Regions from separate parts of the Homo sapiens genome. Here region 2 is linked to region 1. The links are chromatin loops, found by intact Hi-C in ENCODE. Cell type or tissue: spleen. All regions are shown on one strand. Links, peaks and the distances in the headings refer to the core of each region. The heading gives the core; the rest is flanking DNA.

The links. Hi-C counts contacts between places; a loop is a spot of excess contacts. Peaks named below come from ENCODE experiments on the same cell type or tissue, not always from the same donor. Only the 100,000 strongest peaks of a DNase experiment are listed, where the experiment ranks them.
Region 2: it touches region 1 in a loop (3-fold over the local background); 70 of 110 quality-filtered maps call a loop at or near these places.

What each region holds. Positions count from the first base shown.
Region 1 is chr1:27,094,494-27,109,169 of GRCh38, forward strand. SLC9A1 (solute carrier family 9 member A1) reads right to left here. Exons shown (of 12, transcript NM_003047.5): 4 at 13,155-13,372; 5 at 11,392-11,594; 6 at 8,730-8,819; 7 at 8,180-8,250; 8 at 7,892-8,065; 9 at 7,523-7,637; 10 at 7,232-7,333; 11 at 6,710-6,782; 12 at 4,316-6,151. The coding sequence ends at 5,814. Among named protein-coding and RNA genes, the nearest start is that of SLC9A1, 53 kb to the right of the region's middle. RefSeq lists enhancers at 7,330-8,188, 8,189-9,047, 10,584-11,783. In spleen, for the core only: CTCF peaks have their summits at 8,349 (motif pointing right) and 8,560; DNase peaks (open chromatin) are centred at 8,382 and 12,244; H3K27ac peaks cover 4,891 bases.
Region 2 is chr1:27,192,418-27,207,093 of GRCh38, forward strand. It overlaps the pseudogene CHCHD3P3 and the pseudogene NPM1P39. Among named protein-coding and RNA genes, the nearest start is that of WDTC1-DT, 35 kb to the right of the region's middle. RefSeq lists an enhancer at 1-1,027. In spleen, for the core only: a CTCF peak has its summit at 5,678 (motif pointing right); no DNase peak of the experiment used is centred there; H3K27ac peaks cover 1,418 bases.

The sequences.
Region 1 (14,676 bases), core at 4,572-12,571:
GGTGGGTGGGTCACTTGAGCTCAGGAGTTTAAGACCAGCCTGGCCAACATGGTGAAACTCCGTCCCTACTAACAATACAAAAGTTAGTCGGGCATGGTGGTGCAGGCCTGTAATCCCAGCTACTCGGGAGGCTGGGGCACGACAATCACTTGAACCCAGGAGGCAGAGGTTGCAGTGAGCCAAGATCGTGCCACTGCACTCCAGCCTGGGTGACACAGCGAGATTCTTGTCTCAAAAAAAAAAAAAGAAAAGAAAAGAATTGGAAGTAGAGTGTTCTCCCCTGGTCATTTTGAGGTCTGTATGTTGCTTAACTAAAAGGCGGAGAAGAGGGTCAACTGTTCTGTACCTGACAGGGTGATCAGCTAGGATTGCCAGAAGGAAAATAAGTTCCTGCTACACAATGTGGGGAGGGCAGAAGACAATGACAGAAAAGAGGGGATTCACCAGGTGCCTCAGTCCCCCCAGTCCCCCTTCCAGTATTGACAGTGAAGGGGAAATGTGACAATCCAACAAACATAAGACCAGAAGAGGCTGCATTGCACAGGAGTAAAGGTTTAGGACACCCCACCTATAAAAACCCCAGTCAGCCACAGTGCTGGCACATGGTTAGAGGAAAGTGGGGGTGGAGGAAGGATGCTGTGATTGCTAACTTGGGCCTGGTGACCAGCTGCCAAAGTGGGGGCTGTAGCAATTTTCTGTTATTTGCATGCCCCGTTGTCTTATTTAAAGAGGCCGGTTGCATGGTGGCTCACGCCTGTAATCCCAGCACTTTGGGAGGCCGAGGCGGGCAGATCACGAGGTCAGGAGATCGAGATCATCCTAACACAGCTAACACGGTGAAACCCCGTCTCTACTAAAAACACAAAAAGTTAGCCAGGTATGGTGGCGGGCACCTGTAGTCCCAGCTACTTGGGAGGCTGAGGCAGGAGAATGGCATGAACCCGGGAGGTGGAGCTTGCAGTGAGCCGAGATTGCGCCACTGCCCTCCAGCCTGGGCAACAGAGCGAGACTCCGTCTCAAAAAAAAAAAAAGCCCTGTTGCTCCAGGTGAGTATGACAAGACCAGGGTGAATCTGACAAGGTTGATGGTGTTGATGAGATTGTTCCTTCCATTAAAAAAAAAAGAAGATGAAATTCACATAACATAAAACTAACCATTTTAAAGCAAACACTTCAGTGGTATCTAGTACATTCACAATGTTGTACAATCATCACCACAACCTATTTCCCAAACTTTTTCATCATCCCAAACAGAAATTCTGCAACCATTAAGCAATAGGGACATGAGTTTTTCACCCAAAGGACAAGAGTGGGTGCTGAGGGGTAAAAGGAATAGCCCTGCTTGGATCTCCTGTTTCCCTTCCACATCCACACTCCCCATTCGATGAAGGGCTGACCTACTCTGGCTGCCTTCTCTTCAGGCTTTCAGTTGGGACTCGCCAGTGGGAGGCACCATCAGGATGAAAGCTGTCCACCCCCAACCTCCCCGGCTCCCTCTCTGGCAGGGGGTGTTCTAAGCATGGCCACAGTTCTAGCTGGGCAGTCCCCTCCCATGATGAGAGCTCCCTCCTCTTGCCCTTTCAGGTCTATGGGTTGTAATGGCTTCCTGTAGTGTGAGCCCTGCTGGGTCCCATCCCTGGTAGGTTCCCACAACCCCGCCCACATCTCTAATTAATCCCTTAGTGGAAGGCTCTTGGTACCCCTTTAAATACACAGTCGGCCTCTGTACCCTCGGGTTCTGCAGCCTCAGATTCAACCTAGCACAAATTGAAAACATAAAAATGAGTAAACAAAAAATAACAATACAATAAAAATACAACTTTAAAACCCGTATAACAACTTTTTTTTTTTTTTTAGACAGGGTCTTGCTTTGTTGCCCAGGCTGGAGTGCAGTGGCGTGAACATGGCTCACTGCAGCCTCGACCTCCTGGGCTCAAGCAATCCTCCCACCTCAGCCTCCCAAGTAGCTGGGACCAGTGCACCACCATGCCTGGCCAATTTTTGTCTTTTTTGTAGAGGTGGGGTTTCACCATGTTGCACAGGCTGGTCTTGAATTCCTAGGCTCAAGTGATCCGCCCATCTCCGCCTCCCAAAGTGCCGAGATTATAGGAGTGAGCCACCGTACCCAGCTGACAACTACTTACACAGAATTTACATTGTATTAGGTATTATAGGTAGTCTATGGATGATTTAAAGTATATGGGAACATGAGTGTTGGTTATACGCAAATGCATCCATCTCTTGGTGTCCATGGGGGATTGGTTCCAGGACCCTCCCAGGTACCAAAATCCAAGGAAGCTCAAGTCCCTTATATAAAATAATGTAGTATTTGGCTATAACCTACATACATTCTCCTATATACTTTTTTTTGTCATCCAGGCTGGAGTGTAGTGGCGCGATCTCGGCTCACTGGAAAGTCCACCTCCCAGATTCAAGTGATTCTCCTGCCTCAGCCTCCCTAGTAGCTGGGACTACAAGCATGCACCACCACACCCAGCTATTTTTTTTATTTTTAGTAGAGACGGGGTTTCACCATGTTGGTCAGGCTGGTCTCAAACTCCTGTCCCCAAATGATCCGCCCGCCTCGGCCTCCCAAAGTGCTGGTATTACAGGCATGAACCATTGTGCCCAGCCATTCTCCCATATACGTTAAATCATCTCTAGATTACAATGTAAATACTATGTAAATAGTTGTTACACTTTATTATTTGAATTTTTTCCCCAAATATTCTCAATTTGCAGTTGGTTGAATCCATGGATGCAGAATCCATGAAGGGCCAACAGCACTACACCATTTTACATCAGGAACTTGAGCATGAAAGGATTTTGGTTTCCATGTGGGTCCTGGAACCAATCCCCGGAAAATATGGAGGGATGGCTGTAACATCCATTTCCTGCTAGGGAACCGATGGATACAGGAATAATCCTTTGATAATAACCCTGTAATCCTCTTGGCACTAACCGCTTCAGATTTTGTGAGTTAAACCAGCTCCACACTCAGGTCCCAGACTGGGCAAAGGAGATGCTTTCCTGGACAGCCCAGGTTCGAAGGGTGCCAGGGGTGCGCGCCAAGGCCCCACTGCCCTCTGGTGGTTGGATCCAGGAAATGCACCTCAGGGCTCCAACCTCTGCTGAACCGAGCCCATTAGGGATTGAGCAATCCTTACCCCAAATGCTTGAAAGCAGAAGTGTTTCAGATTTTGGAATATTTGCACATACATAATGAGATATCTTGGGGATAGAATCCAAGTCTAAACACGAAATTCATTTATGTTTCATATACAGTTTCTACCCATAGCCTGAAATTAATGTTACATATTTTATTTTTTTTGAGACAGAGTCTTGCTCTGTCACCCAGGCTGGAGTGCAGTGGTTCCATCTCAGCTCACTGCAACCTTCACCTCCTGGGTTCAAGTGATTCTCCTGCCTCAACCTCCCGAGTAGCTGGGATTACATGCATACATCACCATGCCCAGCTAATTTTTGTATTTTTAGTAGAGATGGGGTTTTGCCATGTTGGCCAGGCTGGTCTTGAACTCCTGACCTCAGGTGATCCGCCCAGCTTGGCCTCCCAAAGTGCTGGGATTACAGGCATGAGCCACCGCGCCCGGCCCAATTTTATATATTTTAAATATTGCACATGCAGCAAAGTTTTGACTGTCTCATGAGGTCAGGTGTGCATTCTCCATTCATGGCGTTGTGTTGGGTTTTCTGATTAGGGAGGCTCAGTTTGTACACACCTGAGCTTATCTCATGCAGGGGTCACTGTCCCCACTTTACAGGTGAGAACTTGAGGGCTTCAGTGACTTCCCACTGCCCTTTTGGTCTTCCCACGGTTAAGAGCAAAATCTTAACCATGGAGCACGCGGCCCCATCCTTGCCTCCCCTGTCACTCTGACCCAGCCACCCGGCCTTTTCTCAGGTCCCAGTGTTCGTGGGCACAGCTCCCAGTTACAATGTTTGGGAACTTTCTGGGTCCTTTTCCACCCGGAAGCCTTGGCTCCTTCTTCAGTCCCCTCCTGGGATCTCACTCACTCGGGACTCAGGAGGGTCCTCCTCGCCGTCCCTCCCTCCCCTCTGCCTCTTTTTCACCTCTTGCACAAACACTGGGCACTGGTTAGTGCCGCTCTCCCCCGCGGGGCAGGGCACGTCCTGCTTAGCTCATTGTGGTATCTCAGTGCCTGGCATGTGGGAACAACCACCCCAGCAGCTGACAGCCATGAAGTGTTTCTGTGCCAGCCTTTGAACTAAGTACTTCACGCCCTCAGGCCACCCTCCCTCCTAAAGACCCTCGTCCCCAGAAAGCAGCCCTTGACTCTATTAAAAACTCACATTGATTTATTAGAATATGAAAAAGATTCAGTTTCTTCTGTACAGGCAGCAGAGTGGCAGCAGCTGCGGTGGCTTGGTACGTGGTTGTCGATGTCACCCTTGCATGGTGACTCCTGCCCAAACAGCACTTGCATGGAGAGGAGGATGGACAGATGGGCCGAGGACCCATGGCCCAGTCCCCTGCAAAAAGGGACACTCTGACTATTGCACAATCCTGGGGGAGTGCCCCAGGGACAAGGGGAAGGAGTGTGTGTGGGCAAAGGTCTCTGGGGGCCCAGGATTCTGCCCAATCCACCAGCCCCAGGGGACAGGGGATCCTCAGGGGAGGCCTTCTCCCCCCCACCGCCTCCACAATGGGCTCCACAGCAGGCAGGGTGTGGTACACACAAGGGAAAGGTTCCAGGGGCCAAACCCAGGGTGGGGGAAGTAAGAGCAGGCCAGCAGGACTGGAGGTCAGGCCCAAGAGCTAGGCAGGTGCCAAGAGGCCAGCATCTGTGAGGCTGGAGAGACTCTTGATTAGGAGTGGGAGTTACTTCTGATGTCACAGTCTTCGAGCAACAGTTAAGAGCCCAGCAGGCAGAGAGACGTGGGGGAGGGGTTGGACAGACAGGCACAGATGAGGAAGGGTAATTCTGGAGTGTGAGGAGGGAGTTAGAGGCAGAGCACTGTTCAGCCAGGGGTTTTCAAAATGTTTTAAAAACAGGAGCGCCCTCTGTGCAAACAATCATATATAGGAGTGTGAACAAACAAAACTTAAAAAGGCAGCACATTCTGGAGCCACGGCCAGTCCTTCCCCTAGCAGCTTCCCCTGAGGGGCCCAGTGGTCCCCGTGGGAGCACAGTTCGAAAAGCTCTGAGTCACGTCACTGTCACCGTAGAAACCACCCCTGCTCCAGGCAGAGACACTCAGAGATGCCCTCAGCCCGCAGCTCTGAGTAAGGACAGGTTGGGTGGTGGCCAGGGTGACAGAGCTGGCAGGAGGAGTGTGAGACCTTGGTGGGTCAGCAGTCCCTCCCCCAGCCATGTGCCTGGTACCCCTGGTTTGTCCCCTGATAAAGCAGGGCCTACTCAAGGGAGGCCTCAGCTCCCTCCCTTCCTGGGTGGGACCACAGCTGAGCCAGAGACTCTTTGGTTAGAAACTAAGATTGGTCTGAATGAGGAGGAGGATGAGGCAGAGGGAGGAGCCTCCGAGGCCCTAGTCCAGGTCCGGGAGAAGCCTGGATCTAGGGAGGGGCAGGGCCGGCCTCACCAGCCCCAGCAGTTCTGCCAAATGGATTGGGGAGGCAGCTCTGGTGGGGAGGATGCTTCCCGGGAGGCGGCAGGGGAGGAGCTGTGCTGGGGTGGGGGCTGTGGGCCCAGCTGCCATGCGGTAGGGGGAGGGGCAGGGCCAATCCGGGTCAGGAAGGGCAAGGGGAGCCCCCAGCAGCCCCTGCTCTGGTGGAAGAGTCTGTGAGGGGACAGGCGCTGCCTGCTGGCCCTGGTGTTACTGCCCCTTGGGGAAGAACGGTTCTCCCTCCCCAGGCTCAGGGTGTGGGCCTGGGTCACTGAGGCAGCGCTGTATCCTCTGGGAGCTGGGGCTGTCACTGGGCGCGGGGGTGAAGACATCGTCGGTTCCTGGGGACGAAGTCTCCTTGCTCCGCATCATGATGCCCCCATCGTCGTCCTCGTCCTCCTCAGCCACCTTTGCAGGATCCCGGCTCAACCCTAAGACTTTGCCCTTCAGCTCTTCATTCACCAGGTCCACAGACTCGGGTGACTGCGGGGAAGCCGGGTCGATGGTGATGACAGGCAGGTCCTCCTTCGGCTCATAGGCCAGTGGGTCTGGGGACCAAGAGCAAGGCACAAGCTGGGTTCCGCTCTGGAGCCCGGCCCAGCACGTGCCACTCGGCCGCGTCAGTGCCTCCTTCAGGCCTTCTCATGAGCACAGCCGTCCCGGTCCCAACAGGCCTCAGAAGCAGGCCTCTGCGACCTTCCACCCCACAGCTTCTCTTCCTCAGACTGTGGCCCTCTCCTTTGACAGGGGCTCCCAGAGGTGTCCCTCCACAGGCCAAGGCCTGGGGCTCCTCCCTGAGTCAGTCTGCCCTGGGGCCCTGCCCTCACGTTCCCCACACGTGTTGGGGGTCTCGATGGGGCAGATACCCTGCCTTCCTGCCAGGCACCGTGGCTCTCCCAGCTCCCCACACAGTCCTCGCCCGGAACGTCTCTCTCCCTAGGGATGGCCCCTGACGTAGAAGCAGCTCATGGCTTGGGAGGGGATCCTGAGGTCAGCGAGGGCCAGGCCTGTCCTCCCAGTGGCTGAGGACTGTTCCTGTGGAGCCCCATCCTCAGGAGGTGGCAGCTCAGAGTGCCCAGTCCTGAGGCCCCTCGCCAGGCCCTTACCTGAGCCGATGCGGGCCCGAGACATGGTGGGTGAGTCCAGCTTGTGGGCTGGCACCGTCAGGTAGTTGTTGATCTGACAGAGAGGACAGACGGGGTGAGCACAGGCAGCTGGGCAGAGGGAGCCCCTCAGGACAGAACCCGGCCAGTGCACACCCCACCTTTCGTATATGCAGGGCGCTTGCTCCCCCTCCCTTGTGCCTGTGTGGGCACCCGTACTGGCCCCTCAGGAGCTCCTAAGGGCTCATCCCAGGCTCCTGTCACAGCCTCCCTGAATACACCTACACTGCTCAGCCTTAAATCCACCCATTCCTCTGTCCCCTGCCACTGCCCTAACCCAGGCCATGCCCCACAACCCCACGCCAATCCCTTGCTTAGAACTCATGGCTCTCCATGCCCTTACACTGCTAAAAGCCCCTCGAAAGCCAAACCCTGTTCCTAGAATGGGTACATTTCCTTAGAGGCTGTGGCGGAGCTTGGGCGAGTGGGGTGGGATACAGATTCCCAGAGGAAGGCAGAGGCTACCTTCTGCTCCAGCTGCCGGGCCTTCTGCCTCCGGAGCAGCATCTGGTTCCAGGCTTCCTCGTAGGGGTCTGCCACCAGCGTGTGTCTGTTGTAGGACCGCAGCTGTGGGAGGGACAGCGTCAGGGCAGTGCGGGCCCCGGAAGGCTCTGCTCATGGAGGGGTGGGGGCAGTGCTGGAGGCCGGGCCAGTCCTGGGGTGGGTGCCGAGGGGCACGGGCAGGGCAGGGCTGCCGTAGAGAGGGGCTGAAGGGCTCCTGTACCCTGGGGGTCGGGCTGGGGAGCAGGCCCTCACCCGCTGCCTGGTCTTCTGCAAGTTGTTCCTCAGGATTTTGCGGATCTCCTCCTCCTTGTCCTTGGACAGTGCTGGCAGGATGCGCTCGGAAGGCAGGGACTTGGGGTGGATGTTCCTGGGGCAATAGGGCATCGGTTAGGTCCCCAAGATTCTTGGGATCCTGGTGCCTCCCAGGTTTGGCCAGAAGGAAGTCACCCTAGGGATGACCCAGGTGGGCGCCAAAGCCTCAGGTCCTTGGTGCGAGCCCACAGCTCTCTTGTCCGCCCCAACAGGACAACAGAAGACCCCGCCCCCCAGGTGGCCACCTCCAACCGGGCTTGAGGGGCCGGTGTGTGGGAGCAGAAGCTGCCTGGTTGCCCCAGCACTCACTGCATGGAGACGGTGGAGACGGCAGAGGGGATCTTGCCCATGCCCCCGCTCTCCACCAGCTCGATGGCCTGCTTCATCTCCATCTTGTGGTAGAAGGCAATGAGCTGGGGCTCCTTGGAGCGCTCGCCAGCTATCAGACACTTCTTCACATATTTCTTATTAAACCGGTTGAGCCTGGTGGGAGGAGGAGGGAGACGGATGGCGCCAGCTTCCAGGAGTGGGGAGATGCCCAGGCCCAGGAGACCCTTGCCTGCCCCTCCCTGCCTGCCCACCAGGCCTGCCACCTACTTGTCCTTCCAGTGGTGGTGACCGTAGTGGCCACAGATGTCTTCGATGCCTGTCAGAAGGTGGTCCAGGAACTGAAAGGGGCCCAGGGCCAAGTCAAGCCTCGCTGTGGGGCGCCTTCCCTACCAAGACCTCTGACTAGCCCCACTCCCTCCCGTAGCTGCAGCCCTGCTGGGTCCAGCCCTGTGGTTCCATGAGCAGCCAGGAGGTGGCGCCCACACTCCACTCATCGAACCCAGCGGCCCTGACTCTGGGTATCTCGAAGCCTTGCCTGTGTCCGGCTGAGCCCCCTTCTCTAATCCCACCTGGGACCTATGCCTGGGATAGGTTTCAAATGGAGGCAGAGATGGCATGATGCCCCCTCCTCAGGCTCCCAGCTGCTCACACCACACCTTCCTATGGCTAGACCCTGGCGGCCTCCTGGGGCAGAGGGAGCCCCTGGGCACTGGCACAGGGAGAAGGGGCTGATGGGGGGCAGAGACTTGAGGCCCAGCTGCTCCCTATCTCCCTGTTCCTCCTTCTGCAACCAAGGGCCCAGCCCGCACTCCAGTACCTGTGTGTGGATCTCTTCGTTGATGGAGCGCTTCGTCTCTTGCTTTTTCTTCACAGCCAACAGGTCTACCAGGGGCCGAATGGTCATGCCCTGGGGGGCAGGCAGGTGTCAGGCACTCCAGTTCTGCTACCCAGGCAGGGAGGCCACAGAGCCTCCCTCCCTCACCCCAGGCCCCCAAGGCTAGGATGCCCTCTCTGCTCTGCTCTCTCCCAGGACCCAAGGGTGTGAGAACTCTCCCACCTCCCAGCACTTATCTAAAGACAGGTCCTTAAGGCCTGCTTCTTCCTGGAGACACGGTCAGAGGTTTCACTGCCAAATGACCCCCACACTGGTCATCTGGCCTGGGCCAGGCAGCAGACAGCCTGGGTTCAGATGTGGACTGCACCACAGACTTGCTCTGCAACCCCATGGAAGTCAGGCCCCACACACAGGGAAAACTACCTCTGCACTGCCTCCCCACCAGGACTGTGAGGAGGACCGAGTAATAACAGCAGCAGCAGATGGAACTGCACACCTGCCATGTGACCAACACACGTGCTTGGAAGTGTTCTAGCATCAATCAGCTCTCCAATATCCGCAACACTAAGAGGGAGGTCCTTCCATTGTCTCTATTTAACAGATGCAGAAACTGAGGCTCAGAGAGGATAAGCAGCTTTCTAAGATCCCAGAGAAGCAGTAAAGCCATGATTTAAACCCAGGCAGGCTGGCTCTGGAGGGAGGCCCCCTCCCCAATGTTGCCTTCAATGAAAATGGGCTTGGAAAATCATTAGCACATACAACTGCAAAATCAAGGTAAAAAAAATTTTTTGAAGATGGAAGCAGGGCAAGAGGACAAAAGTGGCAGCCTCCTCCTCTTTTTTTTTTTTTTTTTTTTTTTGAGATGGAGTCTTGCTCTGTCACCCAGGCTGGAGTGCAGTGGTGCGATTTCAGCTCACTGCAACCTCCACCTCCCGGGTTCAAGTGATTCTCCTGCCTCAGCCTCCCAAGTAGCTGGGATTACAGGCGGCTGCCACCACGCCCAGCTAATTTTTGTATTTTTAGTAGAAACAGGGTTTCACCATGTTGGCCAGGCTGGTCTGGAACTCCTGACCTCAGGCGATCCGCCTGCCTCGGCCTCCCAAAGTGCTGGGATTACAGGCATGAGCCACCGCGCCCAGCCTCTCTCCTTTTTCTTAACTCGAGAGAGAGTCTCACTCTGTCACACAGGCTGGAGGAGTCACACAGGCTCAATCACAGCTCACAGCTGCCTCAATCTCCTGGGCTCAAGCTATCCTCCCACCTCAGCTTCTCAAGTACCTGGGACTTACAGGTGTGTACCACCATACCCACTAATTTTTTTTTTATTTTTTGTAGAGACAAGGTTGCCATGTTGCCTAGGCTGCTCTTGAACTACTGGGCTCAAGGGATCCTCCTGCCTCGGCCTCCCAAAGTCCTGGGATCATAGGCGTGAGCCACTGCACCAGGGTCCCCTCTCCCTTTAAAGGACAGAAAATAAGCCCAGCCCCAGGTTTCCCCTATTTTTTTTTCTCAAGAGAATGCAAAGATGTATCCCATCTAGGGCTTTTTGAGTATCAGTGCCCAGAAAAGACAGAAAGGATGGTAAAGAAATGGAGGCTCAGACAGAGTGTTTCTTATTTGCCCAAGGTCAGGCAAAGTCAGGTAAGGCAGAGCAATTTGCACCATCACAGGCTGGGCTTCCTTGGGGACCTTAGGCAGGAGAGTGGCTGTCAGCTAAGCCTGAGCCGTTTAAATGTACAGAAATCACTGAGCAGCAGGCTGGAAGGATTCTTGGGAATCATCTCGCCTGGTTCCCTCACTTTACAGATGGGAACTGAGACCCAGAGAAGAGTGGGGGTCTTTCTTAGGGTCAGAGGGACACCAACACAGAGCTAGGGCTGACTCCAGGCCTCCTGCTGCCTGGCTCATAGCCCTTTCCAGTTCCCCATGCTGTGATATTATTCCCATTTTACAGATGCAGAAACTGAGACCCTAAGATATGAAATCTCTTGCCTAAAGCCCTACAATGAGTTAGTAGCAAAGAGAGATCTTGGGCCTGTTGACTGTACCCACTTCTCTCTCTTTTTCTTTTTTTTTGAGATGGAATTTCACTCTTGTTACCCAGGCTGGAGTGCAATGGCGCAATCTCAGCTCACTGCAACCTCCACCTCCTGGGTTCAAGTGATTCTCCTGCCTCAGCCTCCCAAGTAGCTGGAATTACAGGTATGCATCACCATGCCCACTAATTTTGTATTTTTAGTAGAGACGGGGTTTCACCATGTTAGTCAGGCTGGTCTCAAACTCCTGACCTCAGGTGATCCACCCCCTCAGCCTCCCAAAGTGCTGGGATTACAGGCGTTGAGTCACCGTGCCCGGCCAGTACCCACTTCTCTTAATGCTCTATGAGTTCCAAATTAAGTTGGGCAGCATTCTGGTTCCTTTACATTCTGATCAGTCACTCTGCAATGACTCATCACAATTCTCACTTTACGATTGAAGAAACTGAGGCCCAGAAAGGGGGAGTGGCTCGCCCAAGGTCACACAGCAAGTTAGTGGTGGAGCTGGGACTAGAATCGCATTTCAAATCACACGCTTTCCTCTCTTTCCACGGGAACAGCCTGTGAGGGTCCCCAAGGCAAGGGCCTGCCCTGCCCTGGCCCAGCACCTGCACAAAGACGGTGAAGAAGATGACAGTGATGATGGCAGTGAGGAACAGGTCACACATGGGGAAGTGCTTCTTGTCCAGGAGGTAGCCCAGAGAGAAGGCGATGGCCCCTCGCAGGCCCCCATAGGCGATGATGAACTGGTCCTTGGGGGTCAGCTTCACGATACGGAACTTGTTGATGAACCAGGTCAGGCCCAGCACCCCTGCAGGGGAAGGCAGGGGGTGATGAGGGTCAGGTCGGGCTGTCCCCAGTCCCTCCTGGATTCTGCATCAGTGATTTCTCTGTGCATCCAGGAAGTCTCCATTACGAAGCCCACCCCGCTCACTCAATTCCTGGGTCCCTCAGCCCAGAGTGCTCTGAACTCCTCAATCCAAGAGCTGGGTGGATCCTTAAAGGACTTCCCCAACCTGGATGTGCTTTAGAGACATCATGGAGGCCTCCAGTGGCTGGAGGGCTGGGGGCAGGAAGAGGGAGAAAAGATCAAACAAGATGGGTCACAGGTCAATACTTGTTAAATGTGATGGGTGTGTGGGGGGTCATGATCCTATTCTCTCTACTTTTCTAAGTACTTGAAATTTTCCATAATAAAGCATAAAAAATGCAGAGGGCTGGGCCCAACCTCCACCCACAGAACCAGAATCCCTGGAGGATGAGGCTCAGGAATAAAGGGGATTTCAAAAGTGCACCAAATAAATGTGAGGTCCTGCCAGGCTTGGGGACATGGACCTAACCCTCAGAGAGGAAGTGAGAGATCCAGGGAGGAGGCGACTGAGGCACTGGGGTGAGGCATGTGGGGCACATGTGAGTGGAACCCATGCACCTGGGGCCTGGTCCCCACGTGTGCCCCGGCCTGCTGCATAGGTTTGGAGGACTGCACGTGGCTCTGCATGCGATTCGGCACATGCTCACGTCACCTGTCTTGAGACAGTGCAGAGAGCACTCAGCTCAGAGTCACAGACCTGGGTTCTGTGGGCCTCAGGCCCCTCATCAGGACAGCCACAGCCACAGGCTCAGAGTCTCAGGGCCCCCTCACTTTGACACAGCCTGACTCTGTCCCCAGAGACCACAGCCTTGCTGTGACACAGGCTTCTCCCTGCTGAAGGGCCCATCATGGAAATGGGAAGTCCCTCCTGTCTAGCTGTGCTGGGAGCAGGCAGGAGCCAACCAGGAAACCTCCACCACAAACTGCATCACACATATACCCCCAGCCCCTCCACACACACACACACACACCCAGGCCCTCTACACACACACACCCACACCCTCACAGCCCCTCCACACACACCCACACCCTCACAGCCCCTCCACACACACACACACACACCCAGCCCCTCTACACACACCCAACCCCTACACACACACCCAGCCCTTCCACATATACACCCAGCCCCTCCACACAACTATACACACACTGCACCACAGCCCAATCCCTCCACACAACACACACATATATACAAAGCCCTCCACACAACATACTACACACACACACCCCCAACCCCTCCACACACTACACACACACCATACACACATCCAGCCCCCCTACAATGCACTACACACACCACACACGCAATACGCATACACACACACACCACAGCCCAGCCCCTCCACACAATACTTATACACTGCACCACATGCACACACCACATAGCCTGGCCCTTCCACATAGTGCACTGCACACACCACACACACAGCACCACAGCCCACCACCCCCCACACACACCCCACACCACAACCCCCACCCCGCCCCAGCCCTGGCCCTCACCCAGCACGCGGGCGATGAGGCAGAAGAGCAGGGTGCTGATGACGAAGGTCCAGTTCCAGTGGTGGGAGCCGGCCACCGTGGAGACGCCGAGGAAGATGAAGATGAGGGTCTCGCTGACGCTGCTCCACATCTTCAGGAAGTATTTGATGGTGGTGTGGGACTTGTGGGAGATGTTGGCCTCCACATAGGGGCGCATCACCACTCCTGAGGCTATGAGCCTGGAGCAGGAAAGAGCGGGGTCAGGGCTCCGTGTCGAGCTGCACCTGCTCGAGCCCCTCCACTGCCAGGGGCAATGGGGCCACGACCAAGGTGCCCATGTCCCAAGCTCCTCTATGGGCCAGGGGCCCGCTGTGTGCTTTACACCCTCTTGCCACTCATCCTCACATCAACCCTATAGACACGGTGTATTCCTCCATTTTTTTTTTTTTTTTTTTTTTTGAGACGAGTCTCACTCTGTCACCCAGGCTGGAGAGCAGTGGCGCGATCTTGGCTCACTGCAACCTCCGCCTCCCGGGTTCAAGCAATTCTCTGCCTCAGCCTCCCGAGTGGCTGGGAATACAGGTGCCCGCCACCACGCCTGGCTAATTTTTTTGTATTTTTAGTAGAGACGGGGTTTCACCATCTTGGCCAGGCTGGTCTTGAACTCCTGACCTTGTAATCCACCCGCCTTGGCCTCCCAAAGTGCTGGGATTACAGGCGACGAGCGCATGCCCGGCCCTATTCCTCCATTTTTAAAATGAGTGATCTTGGCTGGGCACGGTGGCTCACGCCTGTAATCCCAGCACTTTGGGAGGCCGACAAAGGCGGATCACTTGAGGCCAGGTATTCGAGACCAGCTTGGCCAATGTAGTGAAATGCAGTCTCTTCTAAAAATACAAAAATTAGCCAGGTGTGGTGGTGGGCACCTGTAATCCCACCTAATTGAGAGGTTGAAGTGGGAGAATCTCGAACTCAGAGGCTGCAATGAGCTGAGATCGTGCCACTGCATTCCAGCCTGGGTGACAAGAGTGGGACCCCGTCTCAAATAAAAAAATGAGAGATCTGACTCTAAGAGAAATAGTCACCTCTCCCCTGTCACGCTGCCTGCAGGCAGCAAAGCCAAGACACACAAACCACAGTGTCCAACTCCAAAGCCTGCACCTTTGCCCCAAGGCCACACTGCCTCTTGACCCAATAGGAGTCAATGACACAGACCCATGGTCTCCTGGGTTCATTCCCCTCAAGCGTGGCATCTGCCATTACACAGGGGTCTCCACAGGGAGCTTTGTTCCAAGCAGCTGCTTGGAGCTCGGAGTCCTCCCAGCCCAGTGCTCACACCCGGGCTCTGCTCCTGGGAGCCAGGGGCTCTGAACCCCAGTTCTGCCTTGCTCGGCACTGGAACACCTTCACCCCTCACTGCCTCCCCACATCCCATTCTCCCCATTTCCAGACCCGGTGGAGACCTCAGGACCGCCAGGACTCAGGCCTGGTGAGCCTCCTACTGGGGCTGCTGAGGGGACTCCCTTTGAGACAATGAAGTAGC
Region 2 (14,676 bases), core at 2,610-10,609, 96 kb after region 1:
CAGTCTCTGTCGCGCAAGCTGCAGTGGCGCAATCTCGGCTCACTGTAATCCCCGCCTCCCAGATTCAAATGTTTCTCATGCCTCAGCCTCCAGAGTAGCTGGGATTACAGGTGCGTACCACCACACCCAGCTAGTAGAGACGGGGTTTCACTGTGTTGGCCAGGTCTCAAACTCCTGGCCTCCACCTGCCTCGGCCTCCCAAAGTGCTGGGATTACAGGTGTGAGCCACCACGCCTGACCCTCAACATTTATTTTTTATTCTCGCTCTGTTGCCCAGGCTGGAGTGCAGTGGCGCAATCACACCTCACTGCAACTTCAAACTCCTGTGCTCCAGTGATCCTTCTGCCTTGGTCTCTTGAGTAGCTGAGACTACCAGTGAGGCTCAACATTTAGAATCTCAACATGCCACACCTGGTAAGGGCTGGCACCATTCCACCGACCCAGCACAGAGACCTCTTGGGCAGGGAGTTGCAGGGTGGAGCCTTATGCAAAATTCCACAAGTTCTAGGTTGAGTCATTTCTTCCACCACACCCACTCTGCTCACTCTCTCCTCCCCCAGTGAGATAAGTCCAGTACATCGGTGGAGGAAGGGGGCTCAGCAGCAGAAGATGGGGAAGACGGGGCTTCAAGGCTAAACCAGAATATTGTGCCACCAGGAGAATTGTCAATTCTCTCTTCAACGAGCCTTCTTGAAACCACACATATGCCCAGGTCAGAAGCTGGGAAAAGGAAGTTGGATAGAAAAAGGAGTTGAAGGGGAATAAATGTATTTGTGTAGTTTTTTCCTGCCAGCAATAGCAGCAATGAGAGTTCAAGGCTAGAATTAATTAGACTCTCACACCCCAATTAAGCCAGTTTTCTCCATCCTGGTTGTTAACAAAAGGCTAACATTATTAAACAATCTGTTCTGTGCCAGGCACTGTATGTATAACTTCATTTGTTCCTTATGGCAAATTTGTATTAGTATACCCATTTTATAAATGAGAAAACTGAGGCTTGGAGAAGGTAATGATGTGTCCAGGTTTACGCAACTAGTATGTGATGGAGCTGGCAAAGAGCAAAACCAATTCAAGTCTTCAGAAGACTGCATGGGTTTAAAAGTGCTCTGGGGGAATTTCATCTTTCAGGGGAGAAGGAAATGGTTTTATAGTAAAATCCTTATTCCTTTCAGGGTATTCAGTGCCTATTTCTGACCCCTGCCGTGACTGGAGTGGTCACAGCATGGAGAGAATCTCTGACCTCAAAGCCATGCCCTTCTTTTTGCCCAGAAGGGTGCGTCGCCATATCTGCATGTGTCCCTCCTCACTTCATTCAGGTCTCTGCCTAAAAATCAGAGAAGCCTTCTCTGATCACCCTATCCAAATGACAACCTCCATGTGTAGCCTCATAATCAGTCTAATTTGTCTTCATAGCACCTACCACGCCTTGACATATTTATAGACATTTCTTTGCTTATTGTCTGTCTCCACCCACTAGAATGTAAACTCCAGGAGGACAGGACCTGGTCTGTTTTGTTCACTGCTGTATTCTCAGTGCCTGGGATGGTGCCTGACATATAGTAGGCCCCTAACAAATATGTGGGTTTTTTTGTTTGTTTGTTTTTTGTTTTTTGTTTTTGAGACAGAGTATTGCTCTGTTACCCAGGTTGCAGTGCAGTGGCACGATCTCGGCTCACTGCAACCTCCACCTCCCAGGTTCAAGCGATTCTCCTGCTTTAGCCTCCTGAGTAGCTGGGATTACATGCTTTTGCCACCATGCCTCACTAATTTTTGTATTTTAAGTAGGGGCAGAGGTTTCACCATGTTGGCCAGGCTGATCTTGAACTCATGGCCTCAAGTGATCCACCCACCTCAGCTTCCCAAAGTGCTGGGATTACAGGTGTGAGCTCCCACCCCCAGTCACAAATATGTGTTGAATGAATACAAAGGGAAAATTCAGCTTGCTTTCACTAAGAGCATTTGACACTCCCGCTTCCATCAGCTGCTAAATTCGTCTTACCCCTCAAAGCCTTGCTCCTTTGTCCTCTCTTCAGGGACTTCTCCCTCATCTTCCCCAGCCCAGGGATTGATACAGCCACCCAACCAGCTGCTCCAGCCAGGAACTGGAAGATACCCTCACCTCCTCCTTCTTTCTTCCCACCTCTGCTCCCCGACTCCCCATTACTTCCAGTGTTCAATTAATCACCAACTCCAGTCCACTCTGCCTCTTTTTAAAAGTTTTTGGGACAGGGTCTCACTCTGTTGCCCAGGCTGGTCTCGAACTCCTAGGCTCAAGTAGTCCTCCCACCTCTGCCTCCCAAAGTGCTGGGGTTACAGGCATGAGCCACCGTGCCTGGCCTCCATTCTGCCTCTTAATTATCTCCTAAATCTGCTCATATCTCCCAATATTTGCTACACCCCCCCTACCAGGCAACCCTCCTATTTTCACTGGGTTACTGCACCAACTTTCTCACCAGCCTCCTGCCTCCAGTTTGGCCCCTGCCAGTCAGTCTCCATATTGCAATCAGTGATTGGTGTAAAGCTCAAATTTTCTCGGTAAACAAAGCATTGAGTCCTTAGTGGCCTGAGATAAAGTCCAAGATCTTAATGTGGGTTACAAAGCCCTGCCCCATCTGACCACAGCCTCATTCTTAGCCATACTCTGCTCCTGCCTCTTTGAACTATTTCCAGTTCCCCAAATGTGCTCCTGATAGTTATTTTGCCTGGGAGCTCAGGCCAACTCCTGCTCATCATTCAGGCCTCAGCTCGGATGTTGCTTTCTCCAGGAAAGCCTCCCTGACTTCTGTCCAACCAGGCTGGGCTAGAGGTCCTTAGTGTATCTTAGGGTATAGAATCAGGGCATTCTCCCTACCTGGAGGACTGCTGGTGGTCACTGGTCCAATTTCCACCCTTTTCCGTTTCTTGATAGTGTCACTGCTTAAATAGCCTTCTCTGCTTCTCCGATGCCTCTCACCCTTCAAGACCTATCTTTCTAGACTTGTTATCTAGAAAACTCTCTGGGGAGTAAAAAGAAGGCAGCCTCTGAGTGAGGATGCCCCAAGCTCAAGCCACCTCTGCCACTTCTTAGTGATACAACCTTGGGCATGTCATTGTAAAATGGAGATGATAACGTTAATATCTACCTCACAGTTGTTATAAGTAAAATTATAAATGTTAAAGGACAATTGGCCGGGCGCAGTGGCTCATGCCTAGAATCCCATCACTTTGGGAGGCCAAGGCGAACGGATCATCTGCGGTCAGGAGGTCGAGACCAGCCTGGCCAACATGGCGAAACCCTATCTCTACTAAAAACACAAAAATTAGTAGGGCGTGGTGGCACATGCCTGTAATTTCAGCTACTCAGGAGGCTGAGGCAGGAGAATTGCTTGAACCTGGGAGGCAGAGGTTGCAGTGAGCCGAGACTGTGCCATTGCACTGTAGCCTGGGCGACAAGAGCGAAACTCCATCTCAAAAAAAAAAAAAAAAAGAAAGAAAGATGTTAAAGGACAATGTAAACACTGCGATGTGTTATGGAGACGTGAGAATGATTATTCTCTGCTGGCACTGTGCTCCTGCAGCACTCACAGGCTGTGACCTGCCATTTGCATTTCATTATATCCTGCCTCCAGTGACCTGCTCTCTGCAACCAGTGTGGAAGCCAGCTAGGTTCTCTTCTCTAGCTCTTCCGCATCCCCTAGAGTTCAGAGATTAGTGGTGAGTAAATAGAAGGTGTATGTGATTATAACCAACTACCATTTATTTATCACCTACTATGCACTAATTACTTTACATATATTACAGTCAGGTACTGCATAATGATGTTTTACTCAACTACAGACCACATATACAGCAGTAGTTCCATAAGATTGGAACACCATGTTTTTATTGTACCTTTTTTATGATTGGGTATGTTTAGATACACAAATACTTACCATCATGTTACAATTGCCTACGGTGTTCAGTACGCTAACATGGTGTATAGGTTTGTAGCCTAGAAGCAATAGGCTGTGCCATATAGCCTAGGTGTGTAGGAGGCCATACTACCTAGGTTTGTGTAAGTACACTCTATGATGTTTACATGATGAAATCGCCTAATAACGCATTTCTCAGAATGTATCCTTGTTGTTAAGTAACGCATAGCTGTATTTCTTTTTCTTTTTCTTTTCTTTTTTTTTTTTTTGAGACGGAGTCTCACTCTGTCACCCAGGCTGGAGTGCAGTGGCGTGATCTTGGCTCACTGCAACCTCCACCTCCCAGGTTCAAGTGATTCTTCTGCCTCAGCCTCCCAAGTAGCTGGGACTACAGGCACACACCACCACGCCTGGCTAATTTTTGTATTTTTAGTAGAAACGGGGTTTCACCCTATTAGCCAGGCTGGTCTCGAACTTCTGACCTCGTGATCCGCCTGCCTCAGCCTCCCAAAGTTCTGGGATTACAGGCTTGAGCCACCACACCTGGCCCACATAGCTGTATTTCTAATTCTCAGAACTACCTGGGAGACAAGTAATTTTATCTCCACGATGCAACCTAAGGCTTAGAAAAATTAAATAACTTGCCGGGTGTGGTGGCTCACGCTTGTAATCCTAGCACTTTGGGAGGCCGAGGCGGGCGGATTGCCTGAGTTCAGGAGTTGGAGAACAGCGTGGGCAACACGGTGAAACCCCGTCTCTAATAAAATACAAAAAATTAGCTGGGCGTGGCGGCATGCGCCTGTAGTCCCAGCTACTTGGGAGGCTGAGGCAGGAGAATTGCTTGAACCCGGAAGGTGGAGGTTGCAGTGAGCCGAGATCATGCCACTGCACTCCAGCCTGGTGACAGAGCGAGACTCCATCTCAAAAAAAAAAAAAAAAGAAAGAAAGAAAGAAAGAAAGAAAAATTAAATAACTTGTCCAAGGTCACAGAGCTGTTGAGGTTAGGGACCTTGGGAATCTTTCTGGCACTTCCCCCAGCTTGATGTTAACAGGCTCATGGCCTTCCTCCTGCCGTTTCCTCTCTTGGTCATAAGCTGAGCTGTGTCCAGAGAAAGAGAAAAAATAAATCAAACTTGGGGCCTGGCAAAGGAGGTGAGTGTCATGCCACAGACCAGACACAGGGCAGGAGGAGACTTTTATTTTCTTTTATTTTATTTTTGAGACGGAGTTTCACTCTTGTCGCCCAGGCTGGGATGCAGTGGTGCAATCTCAGCTCACTGCAACCTCCGCCTCCCAGGTTCAAGCAATTTTCCTGCCTTAGCCTCCCAAGTAGCTGGGATTACAGGTGCCTGCCACCACGCCCAGCTAATTTTTGTATTTTTAGTAGAGACGGGGTTTCACCATGTTGGCCAGGCTGGTCTTGAACTCCTGACCTCAGGTGATCCTCCCGCCTCGGCCTCCCGAAGTGCTGGGATTACAGGCGTGAGCCACCGCACCCAGCCAGGAGGAGACTTTTAAAATGAAAATTAAGATACAGCTCCACCCAAAGCACTGTCACAAAGTCCTGGTTCTGTGAATGTAGAGTGTGACAGGTGGTCAGGAAAAGCCCTGCGACATCTTCTAGCTGTGTCAGCACTGAAGTGATGCCCACATCTTACACATGGAAAGTAGATCGGAGTGGGATCTGTTAGCCAGATCACTCACAGTAAGGGAATGGTCCGCTATTACAAGGGTTTCTATCCTCTATGACAAAGATTTTAATTTAGGAAGAGAAGATGCAGGGTTCATAGTGAGCCACAAGGTGGCACTGTGAGAGGAGGGCACACAAAGTACCGAATTAGAACCTCTGGACGTGAAGGATTAGAAGAGATTTTACAGCAGAGAAATACAAAGTAAACGCCTCCTTTTACAGAAGAGATATGAGGTCCAGAGAAGTTATCCAAGTTGTAGAGTTTTGTGGTTAAGCCAGTACCAGAGACCCAGGTCTGTCTGTTTCTAAGTGTGGTGCACTTAACCTGTAATGCTCACCAAATCACATCTACAGATTCCCACCCATTGCATGGTGTGATCTTACTCAAGTCACTGATGTATTTCTGGGTCTCAGTCTTCCTGACCATAGAATGTAGGACTAGTCTAGATCTGGTTTTCTTTTTCTTTTTCCTTTTTTTTGAGACGGAGTTTTGCTCTTGTTGCCCAGACTGGAGTACAATGACGTGATCTCAGCTCACTGCAACCTCCGCCTCCTGGGTTCAAGCGATTTTTCTGCCTCAGCCTCCCGAGTAGTTGGGACTATGGGCGCATGTCACCACGCCCAGCTAATTTTTGTATTATTAATAGAGACGGGGGTTTCACCATATTGGCCACGCTGGTCTCGAACTCCTGACCTCAGGTGATGTGCCCACCTCGGTTTCCCAAAGTGCTGGGATTACAGGCGTGAGCCACCGCGCCTGGCCTCATTTTTATATTTTTCTTTTTTTGTTTGAGATGGAGTCTCACTCTGTCACCCAGGCTAGAGTGCAGTGGCATGATCTTGGTTCACTGCAACCTCTGCCTCCTAGACTCAAGTGATTCTCCTGCCTCAGCCTCCCGAATAGGGCTGAGATTATAGGCATGCACCACCATGCTCAGCTAATTTTTTTGTATTTTTAGTAGAGATGGGGTTTCACCATGTTGGCCAGGCTGGTCTCGAACTCCTGACCTCAAATGGCTCGCCCGCCTCGCCTCCCAGAATGCTGGGATTACAGGTGTGAGCCACCGTGCCTGGGTTTTTTTGTTTGTTTGTTTTTGTTTGTCTGTTTGTTTAGGAGCAGAAGTTTAATAGGTAAGAGAAAGAGAAAGGAAAACAGCTCTCTTCTCTAGTGAAAGAGAGGGGACTTCTGAGAGGAAAAGGCTGGCCAGTGGCGGATGCACTGGATTTTATATGCAGGCTTGAGGAGGTGCTGTCTGCATAGACAGAAAGGATAGGAGACATGGCAGTCATGGACAGAAAAGGAGGAGATTACGACAGAAAAGTTGGAGATCCTGTTGCTGACACCCCATCGGGTGGTTGGAGGCTGGGGTCAGTCCAGAAGCCTTTGGATAACACCAGGGGGTAGCCTCAGCCAGAAATCCTCAGTTACTTCCAGGACCTCTTCCAGCCCCACATGACAGCTAAGTCCTCTGTGAAAGGAAGCTGGTTCAAACATGGCTAATATGCCCAGCAATCTGTGGGTACTGGGGGATTCTCCGTGTTCTCCTCAGCAAGCCTCACATCTAAGTCTTTAAGAACACGCCATGCTAATCGCATTCTTAAATGGCTGAAGGATGCCTGTTAGTGATTTGATTTGGTTCTAAAATGGAGGCCTGACACGGTGTGGCCGACACCTGGTATCCCATCATTTTGGTAGGCTGAGGCAGGCAGATCACCTGATGTCAGGAGTTCAAGACCAGCCTGGCCAACAAGACAAAACCCCATCTCTACTAACAATACAAAATTAGCTCAGCATGGTGGTGCAGGCCTGTAATCCCAGCTACTTGGGAGGCTGAGGCAGGAGAATCATTTGAACCTGGGAGGTGGAGGTTGCTGTGAGCCGAGATTATACTACTGTACTCCCGCCTGGGTCAGAGAGGAAGATCCTGCCTCAAAGTAAAATAAAATAAAATATAATAAAATAAACTGGAGGCTGAGAGCCCCAAAATGAAAGGACAGAGTTGGAGTCTGCTCCTCTACTCACTGTTTTTTTTTTTTTTTTTGCCAGTCTTTGTCAGAAAATATATTTATTATTGATAGTGAGTGAAGTAAAGATGTGAGTATTCACTATAGAGGTTATATCAGCCAAGGTTGCCTTCATATTGATAAAAATACCTTATCTCACTTGTAATCATAAACATTATTCCAGTAGAAGAGGTACATTTTCTCTCCTTTTTGTCTTCTTGCCTGTATAATCACCATAATAAGTTACAATGAAATAGCTTTTATATAATCAAAGGAGAAAAGAAAGAGAGACAAAACCAACATGCCACAGCCTAGACAATTCCATCCAGCACTGCTGCCTCCAGATCTGTTTTCTGGCTTTCTCCACCCAGCACTGCTGCCTCCAGATCTATGTTTTGTGGCTCTCTCCTCACCCTACTCCAATTAATTTAGCCCCCGACCCCATCTACTTTGTTAGGGTGGAGGTTCACCAAATGATGGGGCTTGTTCAGAAGAGAAACATTTTATGGTCAGTGGAAGTTGAGTAGAAAGTACCAAAATGTGGAGAGGGCTGCCCTTCTCTTTTAATCATCATAAGAGGGTTTGCTAATACTGAAGAGTGTCCTTTAATGACTGATCCCTGATCAAGGCTTTGGCCCTTCAAATTGCTGCTGTTCAAAATGTGAAATGATTCTGCTGAATCCATTCTTGGTGTCTCTCTTTAGTGGTCTTCTCATTAGTGGTCTTCTCTTCAAATGGGTTGTTTTCTCACTAGGAAAAACAATGTTCCATCTCTGGAATTAACGTTGATGGTGTTTTGCTCATTCTGAAAGTTTTTATCCTCCCTTCTCAAGCATGGCCACTCTGGGTGGCCAGAGTGGAGCATTTGAAGGTCTGGTGGGTGTTCTCACGGTAACACTGAAGAATTTTGGCCTGCAGATCAGCACAGACTGGATGAGACTCATACCGCTTGAACTTTGCTTCCACCTCTTCAGCAGCTTTCTGATATTGTTCAGTGGTGACTCTGAAGAACTCTGAGTTCCTCTTCTCCAGTCTAGCCAGCTGTTCGTTGTAGAATGCATCCTGCTTCTTTAGCACTCGGTCTTTCTCTTCCAGCTGCCTAGCCAGGTGCTTTGCCTTAGCGCGTTCCTCCTCGCTAGATATCCTCTCCCGAAGGATGGCTCTGGTTAACTGCTCATTGGCAGCAACCCTCTCTCGGTCCAGCTCTTTGGCTGCTTTAGTCGTTTCTCATCTTCAGATTCTTTCTTGGCTTGCTCCAATGCCAGCTCCTCAGCTACTCTTCTTTTCAATTCTTCATCAGAAACTGAGGCACCATAAGCACCAGAATACCGCTGAGACTTCGAACCAGATGGAGAGGATTCCTTCATTCGATCAATCACATTTTCTGAAAGCCGGATGCCCTTCACCACGGTAATGTTCTCATTCTCGTCCGCCTCGAAGGTGACCCGGCGGGTGCTGGTGGTCCCACCCATGGCTCCGGTTCCTGCCCCAGCGGAGACCTAGCGCGGAACCACGAGCACTTCGGGGCCCCCGCGCCCACACGCGCATGGAAGGGCCTGGATTCTTTTCCCGCACGGCGGGAGCAAGGCCACGGCCCCTACTCACTGTTTCAATGAATTATGTACCTTGGTATCCTGGACAAGGTCCCCAATATGAAGCAACTATGTTGTCTGGGTAAGTACCCAGGGTTCATCATCTCACACCAAGAAAATTTAGGATATGGACACACATGAGGAGTTTAGGAGCAGAGGTTTAATAGGCAAGAGAAAGAGAAAGAAAGAGAAAGGAAAACAGCTCTCTCTCTAGTGAGAGAGGGGGGACTTCTGAGAGGAAAAATCCCCCTCTTTTTTTTTTTTTTTTTTTTGAGACGGAGTCCTGCTCTGTCACTCAGGCTGGAGTGCATTGGCGCAATCTCAGCTCACTGCAACCGCCACCTCCCAGGTTCAAGCGATTCTCCTGCCTCAGCCTCCTGAGTAGCTGAGTAGCAGGCAGATTACTTGAGCTCAGAAGTTCAAGATCAGCCTGGGCAACAACATGGGGAAACTCTGTCTCTACCAAAAAAAAAGTAGAGATGAGATCTTGCTATGTTGCCCAGGCTGGTCGTAAACTTGAACCAGGGAGGCAGAGGTTGCAGTGAGCCAAGATTGCACCACTGCCTTCCAGCCTGGGCGACAGAGCGAGACTCTGTCTCAAAAAAAAATTATTTCACTTTATCTCCAGTATTGGCTTACAAGTTATACCTATTTTTAAATTTTCAGTGGTTACCCTAGGACTTATAATGCATATATTTAACTTACCACAGTCTACTTTCTTTTTTTTTTTTTTTTTTTTTTTTTTGAGACGGAGTCTCGCTCTGTTGCCAAGGCTGAAGTGCAATGGTGTGATCTCGGCTCACTGCAACCTCCGCCTCCTGGATTCAAGCGATTCTTCTGCCTCAGCCTCCTGAATAGCTGGGACTACAGGCATGTGCCACTACACCCAGCTAATTTTTGTATTTTTAGTAGATACAGGGTTTCACCATATTGGTCAGGCTGGCCTCAACTCCTGACTTCGTGATCTGCCCGCCTTGGCCTCTCAAAGTGCTGGGATTACAGACATGAGCCACCGCACCTGGCCCAGAATCTACTTTCAAATAATATTAAACCATTTCCCATATATTGCAAGAACCTCACAACAATATACTTCCAGTTCCTTCCTACCAACTTTGGTACTCTTCTTAATCTTTTTCTTTTTTTTTCTTAAGATGGGGTCTCGCTAAATTACCCAGGCTGGTCTTGGACTCCCGGGCTCAAGCAGTCCTCCCACCTTGGCTTTCCAAAGTGCTGGGATTACAGGTGTGAGCCACTGCGCCTGGCCAATTATTTTTTAAAGAGATTAAAAATAAGAATAATGGGCTGGGCGTGGTGGCTCACACCTGTAACCCCAGCACTTTGGGAGGCCAAGGCGGGTGGATCATCTAAGGTCGGGAGTTTGAGATCAGCCTGACCAACGTGGTGAAACCCCGTCTCTACTAAAAATACAAAAATTAGCTGGGCGTGGTGGCGCATGCCTGTAATCCCAGCTACTCAGGAGGCTGAGGCAGGAGAATCGCTAGAACTCGGGAGGCGGAGGTTGCGGTGAGCCGAGATCGTGCCATTGCACTCCGGCCTGGGCAACAAGAGTGAAACTCCATCTCAAAATAAATAAATAAAAGAATAATGTTTTTCATCTTTACCTTGTATTTTTACCATTTTCAGTACTCTTCATTTCTTTGTGTAGATCCAAGTTCTGCCTGGTATCATATACCTTCTGCATGAGGAATCTCCTTTACCTTTTCTCATTGTAGGTCTGCTGACAATGATTTTTCCCAGCTTTTGTTTGTTGCTTGGTCAACTTTCAGCCACCCCTGCACACTTGCACCCCAGCCGAGCTCCTTCCCCATGCTCCCGCGTCTCCCACTGTGGTAGACTGCCTTTGCTTGTTCCTTGGTGCTGGGCTCCTCAGGAAGTGGGATGGGTTTCTCTGTTGTCCTGACCCAGCCTTCGTCTTAGGCAGACTCAATACATCCGGGACTTAGGCTGGAGCCTTCTCAGCATTCCTGCCCCTCCTCCATGTATTTCTGGTTATCTGCAGTGTTAGCAGTTCTCAGCTTATTATTGCTGTAGGATCCTGGGTCCCAGATGGTTTCCAGCCCCCCTGAAAAAGTAGAGGGTTTTTGCTTCTACCCTTCCCCCAGGTGCAGTGGGTCACGGAGTGAGAGTGTTTCCTACCCACCCAACACCAAAGGCAAATGAGTTTTGCTTCTACTCCTTTCTAGAAGCAATAAATCTTTGCTGAGCTGTGGCATGAGAGGGTCTGCTTTCCCTCCCGCAGACAACTTTGTCCCCTTTAAAAGCAGCTTGTGGGACTTCATGCTCATCCCTCAACTGCAGCCTACTACCTGCACACCCGTGCCACTGAGGGGGCTCTCTCTGGTCTCCTGCCCTGCCTCCAGTCTTGTGAGGACCCACTGGAGGCCCATGGAAAAGAATTTGGAGTGAGTGCCAACTCCCCTTGTGTCTAGGCCCCAGTCTGTACCAAACTGATATGCTGGCGCACACTTGGTGCTTAAAACATTTTTTAAGCTTTAGTTGACTTTCTTTTACTCACTTGAATGGCAGCCACCACATTCCCCCATGCTCTGACAAAGGTGATGCAATTTGTGTGTTCCATCACATCTGTGAGAGGCTTGTATCTCTTTGAAATTCAATTGATTTGGTTGCCTTGCAACCTTAGCTCTCTGATGAGCTCAAGAAAAATTAGGACTTCATAAATTATCTGCCTTTTCCTCATTGTTAAGGGAGGAGCAATGTTCTTTGCCACTTTCTTCATTCCAGGTGACAGTGGAAGCCTAAAATCTTTCTTGAAACTTACTTTTTATTACTGAACAACATATCTTGGATATCTTTCATGGCAATAACCAGGGATTTACATAGTGTTTCAGTACTACCTCGGCTGCAATGGGGTACCCTACATAGGAATATTTTCTTTTTTTTCTTTCTCTTTTTGAGACAGAATCTCGCTCTGTCACCCAGGCTGGAGTGCCGTGGCACGATCTCGGCTCACTGCAACCTCCGCCTCCCGGGTTCAAGAGATTCTCCTGCCTCAGCTTCCCAAGTAGCTGGGATTACAGGCACATGCTGCCACGCCCAGCTAATATTTTGTATTTTTAGTAGAGATGGGGTTTCTGCATGTTGGTCAGGCTGGTCTTGAACTCCTGACCTCAGGTGATCCGCCCACCTCGGCCTCCCAAAGTGCTGGGATTACAGGCATGAGCCACTGCTCCTGGCGGGTTTTTTTTTTTTTTTTTTTTGAGACTTTTTTTTTTCTGAGACTTTTTTTTTTGAGACAGGGTCTCCCTCTGTCACCCAGGCTGGAGTGTAGTGGTGTGGTCTCGGCTCACTGCGACCTCCGGCTCCTGGGTTCAAACAATTCTCCTGCCTCAGCCTCTGGAGCAGCTGGGACTACAGGCGTGCGCCACCATGCCCGGCTAATCTTCGTATTTTTAGTAGAGACGGGGTTTCACCATGTTGGCCAGGCTGGTCTTGAACTCCTGACCGCAGGTGATCTGCCCGCCTCGGCCTCCCAAAGTGCTGGGATTACAGGCGAGAGCCACCACTCCCGGCTAGGAATATTTTCAGAAATAATTCCCAAACCCTCAAGGATGGGTCCATCTCTTGCTGCATCCGAGCATTTGTGCCAGGCACTGTGGGGCAAAGCATTCGTCCACTCACTTCGTAAGTATTTACTGAGAGCATCCCATGCACACGTATCTACCAGGCTAGCTGCTGGAGATTCTATAGGCAGACCTGGTCGTGGCCTTCATGGGGCTCAGAGTATGGCAAAGCAGATAGTGGGGAAAAACATCACAACAGATGTGGTAAGTGTTACAAAAGGGAAGTAGAGGACACTGTGAGAGATTATGACTAGGGAACCAACCTAGCCCTGTTCAAGAAAGGCCTTCCTGGCCAGGCACGGTGGCTCATGTCTGTAATCCTAGCATTTTGGGAGGCGAAGATGGGTGGATCACTTGAGGTCAGGAGTTCGAAACCAGCCTGGCCAAATGGTGCAACCCATCTCTACTAAAAATACAAAAAAAAAAAAAAATTTAACGGGGCATGGTGGCGGGTGCCTGTAATCCCAGCTACTCGGGAGGCTGAGGCAGGAGAATTGCTTGAACCCGGGAGGCAGAGGTTGTGGTGAGCCAAGATCGCACCCCTGCACTCCAGCCTGGGTGACAGAGTGAGACTCCATCTAAAAAAAAAAAAAAGAAAGGCCTTCCTAAAGAAGAAGCATTTTAGCTGAGAGCTGCAGGATACTTAGGACTCAGCCAGGCAAAGAGAGGAAGTGTTCTAGTTATAATGGGTGCATACCAAATTTCTCCAATGCTTATTGGCATAAAACAGCCGTTTATTACAATCACGAGTTCCCTGGGTCAGGAATTCAGGCAAGACACCACAGGTGGCTTATCTCTGCACCAGTGTCTGGGGACTATCTGGAGCACTTAAAGGCAGAAACCTGGAATCATCTAAAGGTGGTGGTTGATGTCCGCTGTTGGCTAGGGGCCTCAGCTCCTCTGCACGTGGGCTTCTTTGAGTGATCGCTCCACGTGGGCCAGTTTGGGCTTCCTCAGCACAGGACTAGGTTCCAAGGGCAAACATCCCAAGAAAGAGACTCAGGCAGAAGTAGTATCACCTTTTATGACCCAACTTCAGTAGTCACTCGGCATTCTGTCTCCTGCATTCTAGTTGTTGAGGCGGTCAATAAGAGTCCCATTCCATTTCAAGGGGAGGGGAAACAAAAACAGACTCCATCTCTTGATGAGGAAGCGGCAAGATTCTGGAATAGCAGAAATATTGCCATGGCCGTTTTAGGAAAGCACAATCTACCACAGAGGGAAGAGTGTTTCAGTGTGGGAGAATGCTTCAGCAAAAATCTTCCGGTGAGAGAAGGCAGGGCCCACCCTAAGACAGAAAAGAAGCCTGGTAAGGCTAGCCAAGAGGAGACTGGTAGAAAATGAGGCTTACGAGGTCAAAAACCAACATCCTCATTCTTGGGCTGAGGAAGTGTATCATCTTAACAGCTATGGTGCCTCCCTTCTATTTAATGCTTTATAAGCGACAAAGCGATGCCTCAGTTCTTTCCTCATTTGTTTCAAACAACAGTCCTGTGAGGGACGTATGCTTAGCCCTATAAAGACGAAGAAACTAAGCATCAGTGACATGAAGTGGAAGGCAACACAGTGGGGCAGGACTACTCACAGCAATTTTAGGTGTCACATGGATAAACATTTTACATGTTAATAGTTAATGTCTCCTGGTATGATTCCATCCTGAGCGGCTGTTCTCTTGAGCAGCGTTCATTTATCTCCGTCTGCCTTCTGTCCCACCTAAGTGTGTGCCGCCACCCAATAGAAGATTCGATGGACATGGACATGAGCCCCCTGAGGCCCCAGAACTATCTTTTCGGTTGTGAACTAAAGGCTGACAAAGATGATCACTTTAAGGTGGATAATGATGAAAATGAGCACCAGTTATCTTTAAGAACGGTCAGTTTAGGGGCTGGTACAAAGGA